2 separate regions of the Mus musculus genome follow, and region 1 is linked to region 2. The links are chromatin loops, found by intact Hi-C in ENCODE. Cell type or tissue: heart. All regions are shown on one strand. Links, peaks and the distances in the headings refer to the core of each region. The heading gives the core; the rest is flanking DNA. Region 1 holds the start of Mlf2 (myeloid leukemia factor 2). Region 2 holds the start of Zfp384 (zinc finger protein 384).

Region 1 (9,039 bases), core at 2,650-5,149, 78 kb before region 2:
TGTAGTTCCAGCTTTCCTGGAACTCACTACATAGACCAGACTGGCCTCGAACTCAGAGAGATCCTCCTGCCTCTGCATCCCAAGTGCGGAGACTAAAGGTATGCATCACCATAGCTAACCTAAATGAATCTTTTTTTTCTTTTTTTTTTATTAGGTATTTTCCTCATTTACATTTCCCAATGCTATCCCAAAAGTCCCCCATACACACACCCCTACTCCTCTACTCACCCACTCCCACTTTTTGGCCCTGGCGTTCCCCTGTACTGGGGCATATAAAGTTTGCAAGTCCAATGGGCCTCTCTTTCCAGTGATGGCCAACTAGGCCATCTTTTGATACATATGCAGCTAGAGTCAAGAGCTCCGGGGTACTGGTTAGTTCATATTGTTGTTCCACCTATAGGGTTGCAGTTCCCTCTAGCTCCTTCATTAGGGGCCCCTAAATGAATCTTAAAATAAAATCATATAGAGTCAGTGAGGTCGCTCAGCAGGTAAAAGCAGCTGCCACCAATCCTGGTGACCTGAGTTTGGTTTCTCAAACCCATGTGGTAGAGGAAAAGAACTAACTCCTCCAGATTGTCCTCTGACCTCTGCATGCATGCATGTCATGATAGAAGCACTCCATACACAGGTGAATATAACAGAAATTAAATTAGGAAAAGATAGTGTATAGCACTGGCCCAGAATCCCACCAATTGGGCAGTGAAGACAGACAATCAGGACTTAACTTCAACACAGGAAGTTTCAGGTCAGCCTGGGTTACACAATAGGACTGTCCCAAATAAAAAATAGGGCTGTGGCCTTAGCTCAATGGTAGAGTGCTTATCTACCATATGCAAGGTCCTGGTTACACACACACACACATACACACACACACACACACACACACAATACACACACACACATACACACACACATACACACACACATACACACACACACACAATACACACACATACACACACACACACACACACACACATACACACACACACACACACACACAGAGGCATGCAAAGATAAAATGGAATGGTATGAGATTCTTAAGGTTTTCTGTTTGCTATCTTTTCTGACATCATCTCACATAGAGACTTGCTATGTATCTCTGGGATTACAGATTTATATCTAACAACATGGCAACATCCTTACAGTCTGAGAGAAGGAAGAGAAAGGACTTAAAGAAAGGAGACAGGACAGCAAATAACAGACAGAAAAAGAAACCTGGAGATATAGCTTGCCACGGCGGCACCCAACTAGAATCCTTGTAGCCAGGAAGCTAAGGCAGAGTTACCATTAGTTCAAGTGGTCCAGCCTGGGCTATATAGCAAAAACCTATGTCAAAACAAACGCAACACACAGGCAAGGAGACTAAAAGACCACACCTCAAGGTGGCAGGGGCTGTCTTAGCCTTGTCTGTCTGTTTAATACACTAGACCCAGCACAGAGCACGTGCTCATTAAACAGCTGTTGAGTGGCCAAGCAATGTAGAACTTGCTTTGATGGCCAGGTAGGGAGCATATACCTTTAGTCCCAGAGCTACATAGTGAGAGTGTGGGAGACTTGCTTTCAAAAGAGACAAGAAAAAAGAACATTTGTGTAGGATATCTTTAAGTGTAGGTGGCAGAATGCTCATTGAAGTAACATTCTTTTGTTTTGTTTGTTTTTTCAAGACGAGTTTTCTTTTCTTTTTTAAATATTATTTGTTTCTGTTTATACAAATACACTGTAACTGTCTTCAGACACACCAGAAGAGTGCATTAGATCCCATTACAGATGGTTGTGAGCCACCATGTGGTTGCTGGGATTAGAACTCAGGACCTCTGGAAGAGCAGTCAGTGCTCTTAACTGCTGAGCCATCTCCCCAGCCTGCTACATCCACTCCAGTAGTGACAAGCGCGACAGGCCCCAAAAACCTGGGTGCTGTCCCGAGGCGAAAAGTTCATGGAAACTTAGTCTCCTGGAACCTTGGCATCCTGTATAACGAATGCTCCAATGTCCTTGCTTTAGTTGGTGAACAGATCTGTGTGCTTTCCCTTAATATTCCTTTATTACAAGTGCTCCTAAGGATTGATATTTTGACATATAGCTAAGTTAGATTCTAGGCAGTTATTGATCCGACCTTGGGCATGGATAGCTAAGTCACTGCCTTACACAGGAATTTACCATTATCTAGGAAGAAGTAAGTTTGTGATCCAAGGAGGAACCAGAGTAGATACTTAGAACTATAGATAGCTGAGTTACACCCATACACAAGTATTTACAATGGCCTAGGGGGAAGGTGGACTATATTATAGACTAGAGAAGGATGTAGCCTTGGCTGTCCCAGCTCTCCGGAGCTTGATTGCTCTTCTCCTCCCCCTTGCTCCCCTCCCATACCAGGCTGACCTCAAACACCGAGATCCACCTGCCTCTGCCTCCTGAATGCTGGGATTAAAGGTCACCACTGGCCAAAGTAACCCTTTTATATAACCAGATTTATTTTTATTTTCTATGTATTTTTGCCTATAGGTGTGTACAATGTGTACACAATCCCTCTAGAGGCCCAAAGAGGGCATTGGATAGCCTGGAACTGGGGTTTTACCGATTGATGATTGAGAGTCACAAAGTGGGTCCTGGAACAAGGTCCTCTGCAAGGTAGCAAGCTCCTTTTTCAGATTTATTTTCCGTGTAGATGTGTGCCAGTATGCCAGGTGTGTACACACCCTTGATTTCTGCAGTGCATGTTAGAGCTGCTGGAGCTGCAACTCTGCAGCCATCCTGGGTTGCTCTGGAATAGCAGCAAGCTTTATTTATTTATTTTTTAAATTTTATGCTTTTGGGTTTTTTGTTTGTTTGTTTTTAATTTTATGCTTTTGTTTTTCTTCTAGATAAGCTATGTAGCCCAAGTCAGCTTCTAACTCACAGAGATCATCCTTTTTCTGCCTCCCTCCCAGTGCCCCACCAACCAGCAGGCATGTTTAGCCACTGAGCTGGCTCTGCAGCTCTGAGGTACTCTGGATGGAATGTCAAAGTGCTTTTCTTTAGAGCAAGAAGAAAGGACAATTGTCGGGTGGGATACCAAGAGGCATTTAAAGAAGGTCTTATATATCAAATATCAATGAAAAACACATTTTCTCCTTTTTTTTTTTTTTTTTGGCTTCACTTTGCCAATCTGTCAGCTTACGTTAACTATATCACTGTTTCTTCTCTTAGCACTATTTTTTTCCCACTAGCAATGATCAAATCGAAAGAAGCTGAGAGTCTCTGCTCCCAATCTTTTCCTGAGTAACCACTGACCCTTTTCCCTCAGGGAGTTGGTTAGAATAAACCTTTCTCTTCAGATCAGGTTCCACACGGTACCAATGTGGCTGACAGCCAGAGTAAAGAACTTGGGACAGTTTTGAGTTTGGATCTCTGTGGGTCAAAGTCTACCCAATACAGTTCAAATCCTCTGACCCAAAGGGGAGGGCTCTTCTCTCCAGCTCAGCCAGATTTTGTGCAAGACAATTAGTATGTCAAAATACCAGTCTCTGGCTTTGGAGTCAGCCCTCTTGGGCTTACTTTTTAGCTCCACCCCTGGGTGATTCTGCTTAATTTAGCTCTCCACCCCTTTATTCTTCTAAACTTTAGTCCCTTGACCTATCTACCTGCTCAGAACAAAGAAAGTTTTAAAGACCTACGACCTAAAGGAACTGGACTATAGCTTAGTGGTAGGGCATGTGCTTGGTATGCCCAAGGTCCTGAGTTGGGTCCTGAGCACTAAAACCAAAACCAAAAAACGACAACAAAAAGCAAACAGACTTCAGAACTAACGCCTTTGCCCAGGCCAACCCTTCACAGACAGGTCCTGGAGTGGTCCAGAAGCCTAAGCCAACACCGAGTCCTAAGGAGCTAAGGATCCAGCCCGGCCCAGGATCGCCCTCTGGCGGCCAAACTCCCAACCTGGATTCCCTTCCCTGGTTGGCCTTTTCCAAGGCTTAACTAGACCTGAGCTAAATTGTCACCTCCTTCTCTGCGTCACTCGGAGGACACCGCCCGCCCGAGCGTCTCTCCAGAGGGACAGGCCCACGCGCTCCCCTGGTTAAGCGCCCCTCCTGCAGTGTGTTTAAAGGTCCCCGCAGGGATCCGCCCCACCGATCGCCCCCAGACAGCCCGCCTCTCCCCCCCCCCCCCCGCAAAAAAGGTGCGGCACACCCTGCCCCCACGTTGCGCTCAGCCGGTCCCTCCCGATTCCGCTCCGCCCCCCCCCACCTTTGCAGGAGCCTCTTCCTGTCCCCAGATCCCCGAGCCAGCTTAATGACACCTCCCACCCGCCCCAGAGGACCCGCCCTCCGGGGCTCCACGGCGCGCGCGCCGCCCTCCCTCCCAAGCAGGTGGGCGGAGCTCCCGCAGCCCGCCCCCGGGGCCGTCCGTCGTGACGTCACTTCCGTTCGGGCCTGACCGAAGATCGGCTTCTCGGGCCGAGGGCGGGGGTACGGAGGTGGCAGGCGAAGGCAGGAGGCGGTGCGGGAGGCGAGAAGCTGCCGCGCGGACCAATCCTTGCGTCCCGGGCCGCGACCCTGCTCCTGCAGCGCCCCGAGGAGAGGCCGGCCGGATGGGCCGCTGAGCCGGAGTCGGGGACCGGTGAGGCCAGGGCGCCGCGGCCCGCACGGCTGCAGGGATGCGATCCCGGGAGTGGACCTTCCTCTCCGGCTCGCCCGGCGGGAGGCACGGGCTGGGGCAGTGGCGGCCCGGATCGGTGGGCAGTGAGGCCTGCCCGGGGAGGCCTGGTAGCGCCCAGTGCCAGCAGAAGGCGGAGTAGTTGGGGGTCATTAATGGGGTGGCGGGCCGCCGTTCGAGATTCTCATCGAGTCTGGCGTCGGAGGAGGAGCTGACCGTGGCTCGGGGAAGAGAGGATGGCGGGCGGGGGTGGAGGGGCACCACTAAGAGGCTTGGGAAAAATTCCATGACCGGCTTGGAGAGCTGCTGGCTCTCAGGTCTCATAGGTTATATGGCTCACCTGGCGAAGGATCTTCCCTGGAGTTTGGAGGGGTCAGTGATAGTGTATGCAAGAGGCAGCCTTAAGAGTAGCAACACTGAGCTGGTGTGCATAAGCCTGGCCGCCTGCAGGAAACACAGCCTCCGTATCTTCACAGTGTGGAGCCCCCTGGAGCTGAGATCACGATGTTCCGCTTCATGAGGGACGTGGAGCCTGAGGATCCCATGTTCCTGATGTGAGAATTCCCTCCCCCTCGCGCCCTCAGCCCATTCGGATTCAGGTCTGAGCAGTTCAGGCAGACCTTTGAGTTGGTTCCCTTGGCTGGAACCAGTTAGAATTAGCTGGATACTCAGCTGCCGCTCTCAGAGGGAAGCCGGCATCCGTGCCACTGTGTACCCTGACTTCATTTCGGGGAGGTGAAGAAGGCTGGGGGTTAATCTGCCTTCTATAGTGTATGCTCACTCCGCAGGGACCCCTTCGCAATTCACCGTCAGCACATGAGCCGCATGTTGTCAGGCGGCTTTGGATATAGCCCCTTCCTGAGCATCACAGATGGTAACATGCCAGCAACCAGGCCTGCCAGCCGCAGGATGCAGGTAACAGTTGGAACATATCGAGACCTGGGGTGATTAGTTAAGTATGCTGCAGTTCTTGCCCTACAACCAGCTTTAAAGGGACATGACCTGCGTGGGAGGCAGACGAGTGGGGTCAGGAGTCTGGGAAAGGGGCTGTGTGACTCCTGTGGAAAGAAGGAAGGGGGGAACGGAGGCACTGACCTCCTTTGGTACATACAGTTGGTAGGGTGTAGTTCTAACTTCAGTTTCTCGTCTTGTAGGCTGGGGCTGTCTCTCCCTTCGGGATGTTGGGAATGGTGAGTCCCTGTCTTCTCTTCCTGTATCTCTTGCACAAGTGCATACACTCACGTGCGCGCGCGCACACACACACACACACACACACACACACACACACACACACCCCTTAAATGTTATTTCCAAATGCACCACTCTGGTGGTCTTAAAAATCTTCTCTTTGGATAGTTGACATGGTTCAGAGCCCATTGACTATAAGTTAAGGAGCTAGGGCTGCAGAAATGGCTCCCGAGTTAAGAGCACCTGGCTGTTCTTCCAGACAACCAGGGTTTGATTCCCAGCACCCACATGGCAGCTCACAACTGTCTGTATTTGTAGTCTTAGGGCATCTGATGCCATCTTCTGTTCTCCACCGTCATTGCATGAATGTAGAGAGCAGACGTACATGCAGACAAAACACTCATACACAGAAAGATAATAACTAGAACACTCAAATGCTACTGACACTCAGAAGTTCTTAATCACTGGGGAAAGTAAAAATGTACAGCGGTTCTTTTGAGGAGGGAAAGTTTGGGGTTCTTTTACAGCTCTAAATATTCAGAGGGGTTTTTTGGTTTTTTTTTGTTTTTTTTTTTTTTTGTTTTTTTTTTTTTTTTTTTTTTTGAGACCAAGTTTCTCTATAACAGTCCTGGCTGTCCTGGAACTCACTCTGTAAACCAGGCTGCCCTCAAACTCAGCTCTGTTTACCTCTGCCTCTCAGTGCTGGGTTAAAGGCAAGCCCTGTCAATCAACATTTAGCGTGATCAGAGGTTTTAATTCATTGCCTTTGGGTCACTTCCTTAAAGATCGGGATGAGCTGGGTGTGGTGGCGAACGCCTTTAATCCCAGCACTCTGGAGGCAGAGGCAGGCGGATTTCTGAGTTCCGAGGCCAGCCTGGTCTACAGAGTGAGTTCCTGGACAGCCAGGGCTACACAGAGAAACCCTGTCTCAAAAAAAACCAAATTTAAAAAAAAAAAAAAAAGATTGGGACGGCAGGCAGGAGAAGCATTAGGGCGGTCACAGAGCCGGAGAAGGTAGCCAGCAGTTCATGGGGAGGAACTTGAGTGGTCAGGCTAGATGTAAGAAGGAAAAGGGGTCTGTCCTCAGGTGAGTGGCTGGCCCCAAACCGCTGACTAGTCTTCTGGACTCTCATCTTTCCCCAGTCCGGCGGTTTCATGGACATGTTTGGGATGATGAACGACATGATCGGGAACATGGTATGACTTGCCCCATAGTCTTCCCCTGCCTTGATCTCCGTAGCAGCCAACATGGTTGGGGGTGTGGGGTGAGCTAGTGACTAAGTTGAGTCAGAGCACCAGGGGTCCTGTGTTTGTTCTTAGACCCATGAGTGATTACGTATGCTAGTGTTGGGCCTGAGGAATCGGGGCGGTTGTGATGCGAGTTTCCCATCCTCACGTATTTTGAGGAAGATGTAGCAAGAGCCAGCAGCTGAAGGGAGCTCCCTTCTGCAGAGTAGGCCCTCATTCAGTCCCTCCTCAGGAGCACATGGCTGCAGGGGGCAACTGCCAGACCTTCTCCTCCTCCACTGTTATCTCCTACTCCAACACTGGGGACGGCGCGCCCAAGGTTTACCAGGAGACGTCGGAGATGCGCTCTGCCCCAGGCGGGGTGAGTAAGGAACCCCTCTATCTCAGAGGAGGTAGGATGGATCGGCATCCACAGGAACCAGGGTCATCTGTTTTCAGGACTGGGTCGTGGGTGGCTGGTTCGTCCCGGGGAGATGTAGCCAGGGCTTTGTGGGGAGAAGTGAATGAGCCTATTCACCTCGTCCCAGATCCGGGAGACACGGAGGACTGTCCGGGACTCAGACAGTGGTCTAGAGCAGATGTCCATTGGGCATCACATTCGGGATAGGGCTCACATCCTCCAGCGCTCCCGAAACCACCGCACAGGGGACCAGGAAGAGCGGCAGGACTACATCAACCTGGATGAAAGTGAGTGAGCCTGTCTTCTTCTGGGCAGCAGTCCCTGAGCTAGTTGCTGTAGACTGGAGCATAGCTTTCTCTACCATCCCACAGGTATCTCAGGCAGAGCTGTGGGTGAGCCCTGTGCTTAGGCTCTGTTGCCAGCTTCAGGGCTGAGTCAGGTGTTGCCAGGGAGGGGGCAGAGCTTGACTGACGTCAGGTGCTGATGGTTGTAGTTTCCTCTATCGGGATTGGTGGCTTTTCTTTTCCACCCTTTACTTTGTCTTTCTCAAATGAGTGCTTTATTAGCTTTCGTGATGTATAACTCCAGTAATTGTGCCTCCCCATGGTGTGTAACCCCAGTAGTTGTGCCTCAGGCTTGCCAGTGGCATCCAGGAACTGTGTTGAAGCTAAGATGGCTCCCAACCCCCATTCTCCCATGCATGATCTCAACCTTTGCCCTGGTTTCTGATCTCAGAATACTGTGGCTTCCATGGCTGCTCTCTGTCCTCTTTAGGTGAGGCAGCAGCATTTGATGATGAATGGAGAAGGGAGACATCCCGATACAGACAGCAGCGTCCTCTGGAATTTCGACGGCATGAGGCATCTGTGGGTGGGGGGCGAAGGGCTGAGGGGCCTCCCCGCCTGGCGATCCAGGGACCTGAGGACTCCCCCTCCCGACAGTCCCGTCGTTATGACTGGTGAAGGCCCCAGGCTCTCAGCTTCTCATGTAAGTGCCTGAGAGGGAATAGTGGGAATGTGACAGACCAGAGGAGGCTGGCTGGCAGATCAATGTAGTTAAGCTGTCGTGGGACAGGAGACTTGCTCCTTCTGAGTGGCTGGAAGATGCTCCTGACCCCAGACTTCTGTGTCCTTTCTCTGACAGGCTCATCTTTCCTTCCTCCAGGTGCAGGCTGAGCGGCTGAGTAACCATCCTTGAAATGACTGTCCTTTCCAACCTCTATCCCAATTTAATATTAAATTAACAGGCAAGCTGGCCCCGCCTCTCCCTGGGTCTCAGGGAGAGCCTTCTACTGCCCCCCTTACCTACGTTTCCATCTTCACCCCTCACTGCGTGTCCCACCCATCCTGTATCCACTAACTTGAGTTCTCATGTTGCTGCTCCATCTCCAAGCCGCCTCATCTTCCCGAGCCCCTGCCACGCATCGAAGGGTTTTGGGGAAAGCTCTGGGTTTAGGGATCTCCGTCCCTCAGCTCCCCTGACCCTTGCCCACCTCTTCCTCAGAGCCCCACTGCAGGTGCCATGGTCCTATAAGGGCTGTGGAGAAAGTGGACTAGTTCCAATTCTTT
Region 2 (9,039 bases), core at 2,777-5,276:
TTAAACATACCAGTGAGACACTGGGAGTCTCACCTGTTCCCTTTCCCCAGATGCCCTCTCCACTGTGGAAGGGCAGATGGACAGAAAGACAGGAGAGAGAAGACAATCTGGATGTTTGGATCGCCTGCTTAGAGGAAGTATGCCAGCTTGGGTCAGTGTCTTGCTAACCATGACAAAGCATGGGCCCTGGGGAGCACACCTTTCATTTTTCTCTTTCTTAAAACTCCAACAGTGACTCGGGGCTTCGGGTCTTCAGGCGATAGAGTTATAGAGGAGAAAAAGAACAAGGACCAAGCGGCTCTTCTGAGAACTGGAAGTTTCTTGGAGGCCACAAGTCACAAGCCCAGTTTGAGGGAGGCATCTCCCATCACCAAGCTCCCTCTGTTGAGGGAGTACATCAAATGACTCAGCCAAGGTTCTCCTAGGCACGTTTCTGGAATGCTTACCATTGCAGCAGACCAGAGCAGGGGATGGGGAAGCCCCCAGGAGGAGGGATCTCCTAGTAGGGCTCAGGGTGTGGAAATGATTCAAGATGGAAATTGTGCCAGCTGGAGAACCCCAGGCTAAAATTAACAGCCCTCCTCCCCACCCCACTGTGTCCCACATTTACTGCTCTAAAGCTTTGTTCCAGGGACTTAAAAGTGGCTTCTTAGAGCAAAAGGCAGGAGGAGGGCTGCCAGAGGCGCGGGGCTCAGAGAGTGCTTGAAGAATGTACAGAGGCGGCAGAGCTGGAGAACCAGGACTTTTGGGAACTACTGTTTTGCCTCCATATTTCTTTTCTCTCCCTCCCTTCTTCCTGCCTTTTCTTTTACCTTCTCTTCCTTCTCTTTTGAAGGCAGAGTCTCTGTATATAACCGAGGCTGGCCTGCCCGTAACTTAGAATACTGCCCCAGCCTCTTGAATGCTGGTATTACAGTTACATGATGGCTTATCAGGCTGAAGTCCTTACAACTGAAGTCCTTATCCTGCTAATTTGCCACTGAAATCAGCACAGAGTGCTGAGCTCGAAACTGTAATAAGAAGGAAGAGATACTTGGCATGGTAGCTTATGCCGATAATTCCAGTGTCTGGGTGACAGAGACAGGAGGATGAGGAATTCCAGGCCATCTTAGCGATGTGCTAAGTTTGGGTCAGTCTGGACTAAAAATATGAAAACAAAACAGTTCTGGGAGACGGGTGAGCTTGTAAAATGCTCTCCATGAAAGTGTGAGGATCTGGGCCTGGTTCCCAGCACCCACGTACAAATACTGGTCATGATGGTTCACACCTGTTAATTCCAGCCTTGGGGAGGCTGGAAGGATCTCGGGGCTTGATGGCTAGATGATGTGGTTGAATTGGTGAGCTTTATGTTCAGTTTGAGACCCCCATCTCAACAGAAAAAAAAAAATGATCACAGGAATTAAGGAAGACATTTAATAATGGCTTAGACACACACACACACACACACACACACACACACACACACACACACACACACACAAATAAAAGGTATGGAGATTTATGTTTATAATCCAGCACCAAGGAAAGCCACTGAGGCAGCAGCATTAGAAATTCAAAGTTATCCTAGCAAGTTTGTGACCAGGCTGGGCTACAAGAGTAGACAAGGCTATCTGGTCAACCTGATCTACATAGTGAGTTCCAGGTTAGCCAGAGCTACATAGTGAGACCCTATCCTAAAGAAACAAAGATATAAAGCTAACTTTTGCGATTCCTGGCTGTGACTTTGGGGGAAGAAGTCACTTGAACTGACAGTCCCACTTTAATTATCTGTAGAATAAGATCATAGCTCTTTGTTAGAGTAATTTTGCTTTCTCACTATGGGAACCCATTTGCATGAGCTGAGACAGACCTGTGGCTACATATACTTACTAAATAAATACATAAATAAACAAACATTATTTTAAATACTAAAGATTCTTTCCAGATTTGGTACCGAGATGGATTTCTGGTAACCATGTCTTTTAATCACTGGCTACTTGAAGCAGAGGAAGCTGGCACATGAGTGCCACCAGGCACCTGCAGAACAAAGGAAATTACTAACAGTCACAGTCTTAAGAGAGGTAGGGGGTCTCAGAGCCTAGCAGATTAGTGAAGGTAGCAGATAGGATGTAAAGAAGGCATTTTTGAGCTGGGTGGTTGTGGCTCATGCCTTTAATCCCAGCACTTGGGAGGCAGATTTCTGAGTTCGAGGCTACCCTGGTCTACAGAGTGAGTTCCAGGACAGCCAGGGCTACACAGAGAAACTCTGTCTTGAAAAACCAAAACCAAATAATAATAATAATAAATTTTTTTAAATTAAAAAAAAGAAGGCATTTATGAAGTTAGTCCCATTGCCCCATCCTACCTTGGGGCTGTTACATGCTAGCAGTTTAGCAGCTTAGGGAAGGCCCGAGATAGAAGGAAGCTGAGCTCTACAGGGTCAGCATCTGTGACTTTACACATATATTATTTCAGTATGTGAATCAGATTCCTGACAATCTTTTTTTTTTTTTTAAATCTATGAGCTTTCTGTTTATTGTAAACGGGATTAAATAAAGTCAGTCATGGGTCAAGAGGAAGAACAAGAGACCAGTTGACAGGGAGTGAAGGTAGGAAAGGGAGATAAGGTAGACAGATAGAGACACATAGGAAGTCCTGACAATCTTAGTAGGGATTCAGATATATAAATTAATTAAAGTTAACAGTAAAAGCAATAGACTAAGAGATCTCAAAAATCCTACTACTTAGGAGGTGGAGGAAAGTGGATCAAGGGTTCAAGGCCAGTTTTAAATACACCAAAGTAAGCTCCGGTCTCGAAGACAGAGACATAGCTGGGTCACGGGAGGCAGAGGCAGACAGATGGGTCTCTGAGTTCAAGGGCAGCTTGGTCTGCAGGGAGAGTTTCAGGATAGCCAAGGCTACACACACACAAAAAAAACCCTGTCTCAAAAACAAACAAACAAACGACAAAAACACAGTAAATGCTATGAAAAATTAAAAAAACCCTTTGGGTTGCAGCAATCAGGGAGTTTCCTGCAATAGTTTATAATGTTCATTTACGTATCAAACGTTTACTGGAATGCTTAACAAATTCTGGGATCTGGTGATACCATCGGGAGCAATTCAAAGTCCTTGCCCTTATGGAGCTGGGCAACAACACCAGGTGAGCTGTAAACAACAGCAGGTACGCTGAATGTTGTACTTAGAATTAAAACCCGGTAAGAAGATAAGAGATGTGGGTGTTGGCAAAAAGAAAAGACCAAAGTGAAAAGAGTAACGGAGTGGTCAGAGGAAGACCGATTGAACTTTGATAGCACCGATCCCGAAACCTCAAACAACTATGGGCCTTCTTACCTTTCTTGAATATTCAAAGAAATTAGTTTCCCCCACTCTAGCTCAGCAAAAAGACATTCGGGAAGATCCAAGAAAAAAGGGTAACGTCCTACAACAACCTAGTCCATTAAGAAATGAGCTGTGACTCCCGTCTTTTTAAGATTCCGCATGGTCGGACTGGAGAGATGGCTCAGTGGTTAAGAGCATCGACTGCTCTGCCAGAGGTCCTGAGTTCAATTCCCAGCGATCATGGCTCACAACCATCTGTAATGGGATCCAATGCCCTCTCCTAGTGTGTCTGAAGACAGCTTCAGTGTACTCAAATAAATAAAAAAATAAATAAATCTTTGCCGGGCGTGGTGGCGCACGCCTTTAACCCCAGGCAGAGGCAGGGGGATTTTTGAGTTCGAGGCCAGCCTGGTCTACAAAGTGAGTTCCAGGCCAGCCAGGGCTATACAGAGAAACCCTGTCTCGAAAAATAAATCAAAAAGGATTCCGCATGGTGAAGAGTTGGCTCAGCTGGCCGCTCCTCCAGAGGACCGGAGGTTCGGTTCCCAGATCGCACACAGTGAAGCTGGAAGCAGGTAGCGGTAACTCCTGTACACACACGGCATGCATAGGCACAGATAAACGCACATAAAAGTAAAGCAAATCTAGAAAAAGAGGGGCGATCTAAACTGTCTTTAGTGTCTTGATGCATAATTCATGAACCCGTCTAGCTTCCATCCTCCCACTTCCCCAGAGGTCTCTTCCGGAAGCCCGGGAACGCTCTCCTGATGCTCAGCTTCAGCCCTTTAACACACGCTGCCTTCACGTCCGGTTTGGGCGTCACATCCACCGAGCGCTCCACCGGTCCCCGGGTAAGGAGCTACTTCCGCCCTTACGTGTCGTAACTTCTGCCCTCAAGATGTCCGAGCCCTAACAGCACCGGATGTGCTCGAGCGGCTCTCGGAAGTGACTCGGACTCTGACCTGTTTCCCCCCCCTTTCCTTTCCTGCTGCCGCCCTCCCCCCGCTACTTTCCTCCCCCCCCCCGTTTTCGTTTCCGGCTCTCCCGCCTTCTCCGAGAAACGACTGCACATTGAAGCTGTTGGGGGGGGTGGGGGGGGAGTGGGCGTGGAGGACTCGGGGTTCCCGGGAGCACGAGCCGCAGCACCACTTCCGGGTGAGTGTCCAGGAGGGCGGGGGCCCCCCCACACCTCGCCTCGCGCCCCCGCCCTGCGGGTGTCTCGCGCGCCGCCCGGCCGAGCGTCGGGGTCCGTCTGGCGCCTGCGGTGCATGCCGGCGAGCCCCGCCTCGCGGTTCCGAGCCCGCGCCCCGCGGGTCCTCCCGCTCCCTCGGCTCCTTCCTTCCCCGGTGACCGCCGCCCCTCCCGCGCGCTGGCTCTGGCGCTGGCGTCGCCGCCGCCGCCGCCGCCTGGTGAGTGTCGCGCCGCTGCAGTCGGTGCGCGCCGCTGCCCCTCGCTCCTCCCCCCCCCCCTTTACCTCGGGCGAGTGGGGAGGGGGGGGTCCACGATGGGACTGTGAGTGCGACTGTCCCGGAACCGGAAGTGGCGGCGGTGGAGGAGCGGGCGCTGAGGAGGAATGGGGGGGGTTTAGGGGGCGGGTGCCTGTCTAGTGGGTGGCAGAGTTCAGCTCCCTGGAGGGGTGAAGGAGGGACGTCCCAGAGACCGGTCTTTGAGGAAGGAGTGGGACTTGACATCGGGAGGAAGGACCGGGTTCGGTGTCTCGGGGGAGCGAAGGTTTTAGGGGGACAGCTGGGAGCCTCCAGTATATAGACCACTGAAGGTTGAAGGAAGTACTTCTTGGCACAAGGCCTTGGGTAGGAAGGGGGCGAAGTCCTAGCTGAAGTGTGTGTGTTGGGGGGTTGGGGGGGCGAGGCTAGAGGAAGTGGCTGGGCCCGAACTTGGCACTGTGCCTGACACAGGGCTAGGGCATCCCCCCTACCCTCAGCTTTGCTTTCTAAAGCCACTTCCCAGGAGCAGGGACCTTCCTTCACCTCTGACTCCTGGTTCCCTGTAGCCCTGGGGGGAACGAAGAATTAAGTGTCTGAGCCCAGGAGTGGAACCCAAATGCTGCTAATAGAATTCATCTTAGTTTTGGGGAACTGGCTTTATTTCCCTTATGTACACTTAGTGGGTGTCACTCAACGCCTGTGACTCTAGCCCTTCCATCCTTGGATTGTTGGTTGGGGAAGCTGTCCGCTTTCCAAATTGCTGACAGTCAACTTGTGAGGCTCTCCACAGTTCTCTGGTGGCCTTTACATACTGGCCTCTGTAACCTAGACAATTTTGTTTCCAGAAAGTTCAGGAGCCCTGGAAAGGAGAAGGAATAAGACGACAGGAGGAAGAGAGAGAGAGGGTAAGACAATCTTGGTTTAATGATTTGGGGAGAGATGGGGTCATCTCAAATGGTTTTTCTTTTTTTTTTTTCCTTTACAGTGTGATAGAATTATTGAAGTAACCAACACCAGCGCTTGCAGAGAGAGAGATAAAAGCCTTTTCTTATTGTTTCCCATAGTACCCAGGAGGTTTTTGTGTAAAAAATTGGTAGTTTCTTTGTTACCCTTTCATGGCCACTGGTACTCAACAGGAATAAAATGTGAAATACTCAGGTGAAGCCACTAAATGGGCTTACATTTTGTCAGAGATGTATTCTGCTGTGGAGACACAGGGACTCTGATTACAGTATAGTCTTTATGGTGTCACTTAGAGAAACAACAAAGGCAAGTTTGGAGTTTCCCATTCTTGGTGTTCAGTGGAGTGTTTGAGTGACTCTGTTGAGTGATGAAGACTCTAACATGAGACAATTTGAGTTTGATGTGTCAGGTAATATTTTTCAGAGAACACTGCTTCTTGGATAGTTTGAAATAAAAGAGATAAAATTATATGCTTTCTGCTCTAGTAAATCTGGGAGAAATCAAAGTGATACCTGATGCTAATACTGAAACCTTTCTATTTTTTTCGGGGGAGGGAAACAAAAAATTTTGTTATGAAGCCCAAGCTAGTGTGGAACTCACTAAGTAAACCAGTTTGGCCTCGGCCTCGAGGCCATCTCTTCTCCCTGTGCAAGCTAAGTGTTTGGACTACAGGCATCGCCACTGTGAATGGCGATGAAAGGTTCTTTAGTTGAAAAAAATAGCTGTTAAACACAACAGTTAGGGGCACTGGTTGCTCTTCCAGAGGTCCTGAGTTCAAGCTCAGCACCCCCCATGGCAGCTAACAACTGTCTGTAACTGTAGTCCCATGGGATCGATGCCCTCCTCTGTTATACAGATGAGACACCCACTGCTTAAATCCATAAATAAATCTTTAAAAACAGCAGCACTGGAGGGCTGGAGAGGCAGTCGGGTTGGTAAAGTGCTTGTCATGTGAACATGAGGACCCAGGTTTGCTGCCCAGAATACAGGCAGGAAAGCAGAGCATGGTGGACCCAGCGCTGGTAAGGCAGAGACAGCTAGATGGATCCCTGGTGCTTACGAGCTAGCTATCCAGCTTACCATAATTGGGGAGGCCTAGGTTAGTGAAAGACCCAATGTGTAAAAATAAACCGGAGAGCACCTGAGGAATGACTCCTGAGGTTGTCTTCTGACTTCTATGTTCACTTTCTAAACACAAAAGACAAGATAGCAGGTAATGTAAACTGAGCCTCCCCGAGTTCTCAGGCCGTGACCTCTCACCTTTGAGTGGTTGGAAACGCCTTAAGTGGCAGCATAGGACGGAAGAGTGCAGGAGTGCTCACCCTACTGTCATCATCTCCTCGCTGCCAGTAACTCCTCTGGAAAACAAATCTTTGTACTTTTAAAATTTGGTTTTTATTTAATTTGTTTATGTTTTGGGGAGGTGGTCAGAGGACAAGTTTGAGGGAGTTGTGGATTCTGGGGCCCAAACTCAAGTCATTAGGCCTGGTGGCAAGTGGCTTTTTCTGCTGAGCCATCTAGGCAGCTGTCTTTTTTTACTTTACTTTTTAAGATAGGACACCATGTTGCCACAGATGACCTTGAACTTGTGATCCTCCTGCCTCCGTCCGAATGCTGGAGGTAGCAGCTTTACCTCACCCAGGTTAAGTGGTGTTGGGAATCAATCCCAGAGGCTTATGCTGGACAAGTGCTCTATCTACCAGCTGAGCCGCATCACCAGACGGAGCCTGGGGACTGGGAAGAAAAGTGATCATTTCATTATGACTTACTCTTCTCCTTTCTGTGGAGCTAGCCTTCCCTTCTTACTAACTAGTCGTGGCCTGATGGAGGAGCAAAGTTGAAGCTCATTTTGAATCTGAACTCTTTCCTCTTACTCCTTCTCTGGAGCTATAAGAGAAGTCTTCTACTTGTTCCCAAGTCCTAGAGCAGAGCCGGTTCTCTGGTTCTTTTCCTTCCTTTCTTTTTGTTTTGTTTGTTTGTTTGAGACATAGCCTCACGTAGCCCAGGTTGGTTTTTACATATGGAAGGTGTGGCAGTGGAAAGAAGAAATAAGTGTGTGGGTGCTTCTGCCATGGTACAAGGAGAGTGGTCAGATGTCAGCTGCTGGAAACCCTGTGGGTTCTGAGCATCAAAGTTAGGTCATTGTGTCTGGTGACAATCACTTTTGTCCGCTGAGCCATACTGACAGCTCTAGTCTTCCTGCCCCAGCTTCCTAAGTGCTGGGTTTGCAAGCATGTGCCCTCACACCTGGCCCTTTTTATTTTTGTAGTATGTGTGGTTGTTTGTCAGCATGTATACCTGTGTACCACTGGCATGCCTAGCGGCTATGGAGGACAGAAGAGAGCATTGACTTTCCTGAACCTGAAGTTACAGGTGGTTGTGGCTGCTGTTTGGATGCTGGAAATTGAACCCTGGAGAGAGTGGTGGGTGCTGTGAGTGCTTGTCATACTGAGCCCTCTTTCAGGCCATCGCTCCTGCTCCTTGTTTACGTCTTTATTTTTGAGAGGAGGTCTTGCTACATAAACCAGGCTAGTCTCAGGCTCACCGGGACCCTCCTGTTTCTGTCTCCTGAATGCTGGGATTAAAGGCTGCACCAGCCACCACAGTGAGCCCTTTGTTGTTGAATGTGCCTGCATAATTAAATAAAACTGGGAAAGATGTTTTGTGGAGAGATGGTGTCCCCTGTAATATCAGTAGCCATCTTGAAATTGTGAGAACATTAGGGAGAGAGAGTGGGAAGATGGGAATGGGAACCTGAGAGGTAGGCATCTGGGGGCACCATTTGCATTGCAGTTTAGCCATGACCTTCATTCTTGGCTGTCCAGTCAATCTCATACCAAGGAATATATGGATTTCGGATAACTTATCAGTAGAAAGGTAGTTATAGCTTTTTGGTTTTTTGTTTGTTTGTTTTGGTTTTGTTTGTTTGTTTTGGTTTTTTTCGAGACAGGGTTTCTCTGTATTGTCCTGGCTGGCCTGGAACTCACTTTGTAGACCAGGCTGGCCTCGAACTCAGAAATCTGCCTGTCTCTGCCTCCCTAGTGCAGGGATTAAAGGCGTGCACCACCACGCCTGGCATCTTTTTTTTTTTTTTAACACTTATTTTTGTGTGTGCTTGCACAAATATGAGACATAGCACACATGTTATAGTCAGGACGACTTGGAGGAGTTGGTTCTTTCTTTCTACCATGCACATTCTGGTGATGGAGCTCAGGTTATTAGACTTGGAAGCAATGTGTTCACCTGCTAACACATGTTGTCATGTCTGTCGTTTTTGAGGTAGGGTCACACTTGGTATCCAAATTGGCCT

The links. A loop is a pair of places that touch in the nucleus more often than their neighbours do. Peaks named below come from ENCODE experiments on the same cell type or tissue, not always from the same donor. Only the 100,000 strongest peaks of a DNase experiment are listed, where the experiment ranks them.
Region 1: a loop joins it to region 2, with 4 times the contacts of the local background. A loop is called at or near these places in 8 of 42 quality-filtered maps.

The regions. Positions count from the first base shown.
Region 1 is chr6:124,926,988-124,936,026 of GRCm38, forward strand. Mlf2 (myeloid leukemia factor 2) reads left to right here and starts at 4,401. Exons shown (of 9, transcript NM_001170341.1): 1 at 4,401-4,599; 2 at 5,112-5,189; 3 at 5,424-5,550; 4 at 5,790-5,825; 5 at 6,967-7,020; 6 at 7,304-7,432; 7 at 7,599-7,758; 8 at 8,246-8,458; 9 at 8,636-9,039. The coding sequence starts at 5,140. The coding sequence ends at 8,433. In heart, for the core only: CTCF peaks have their summits at 3,900 (motif pointing left) and 5,118; DNase peaks (open chromatin) are centred at 3,884 and 4,354; H3K4me3 peaks cover 1,833 bases; H3K27ac peaks cover 1,898 bases.
Region 2 is chr6:125,004,770-125,013,808 of GRCm38, forward strand. It overlaps Zfp384 (zinc finger protein 384), which reads left to right and starts at 4,469. Exons shown (of 12, transcript NM_001372420.1): 1 at 4,469-4,730; 2 at 5,612-5,671. 4930557K07Rik (RIKEN cDNA 4930557K07 gene) reads right to left here. Exons shown (of 4, transcript NR_130997.1): 4 at 5,407-5,625. In heart, for the core only: no CTCF peak of the experiment used is centred there; DNase peaks (open chromatin) are centred at 4,132 and 4,902; H3K4me3 peaks cover 2,152 bases; H3K27ac peaks cover 2,166 bases.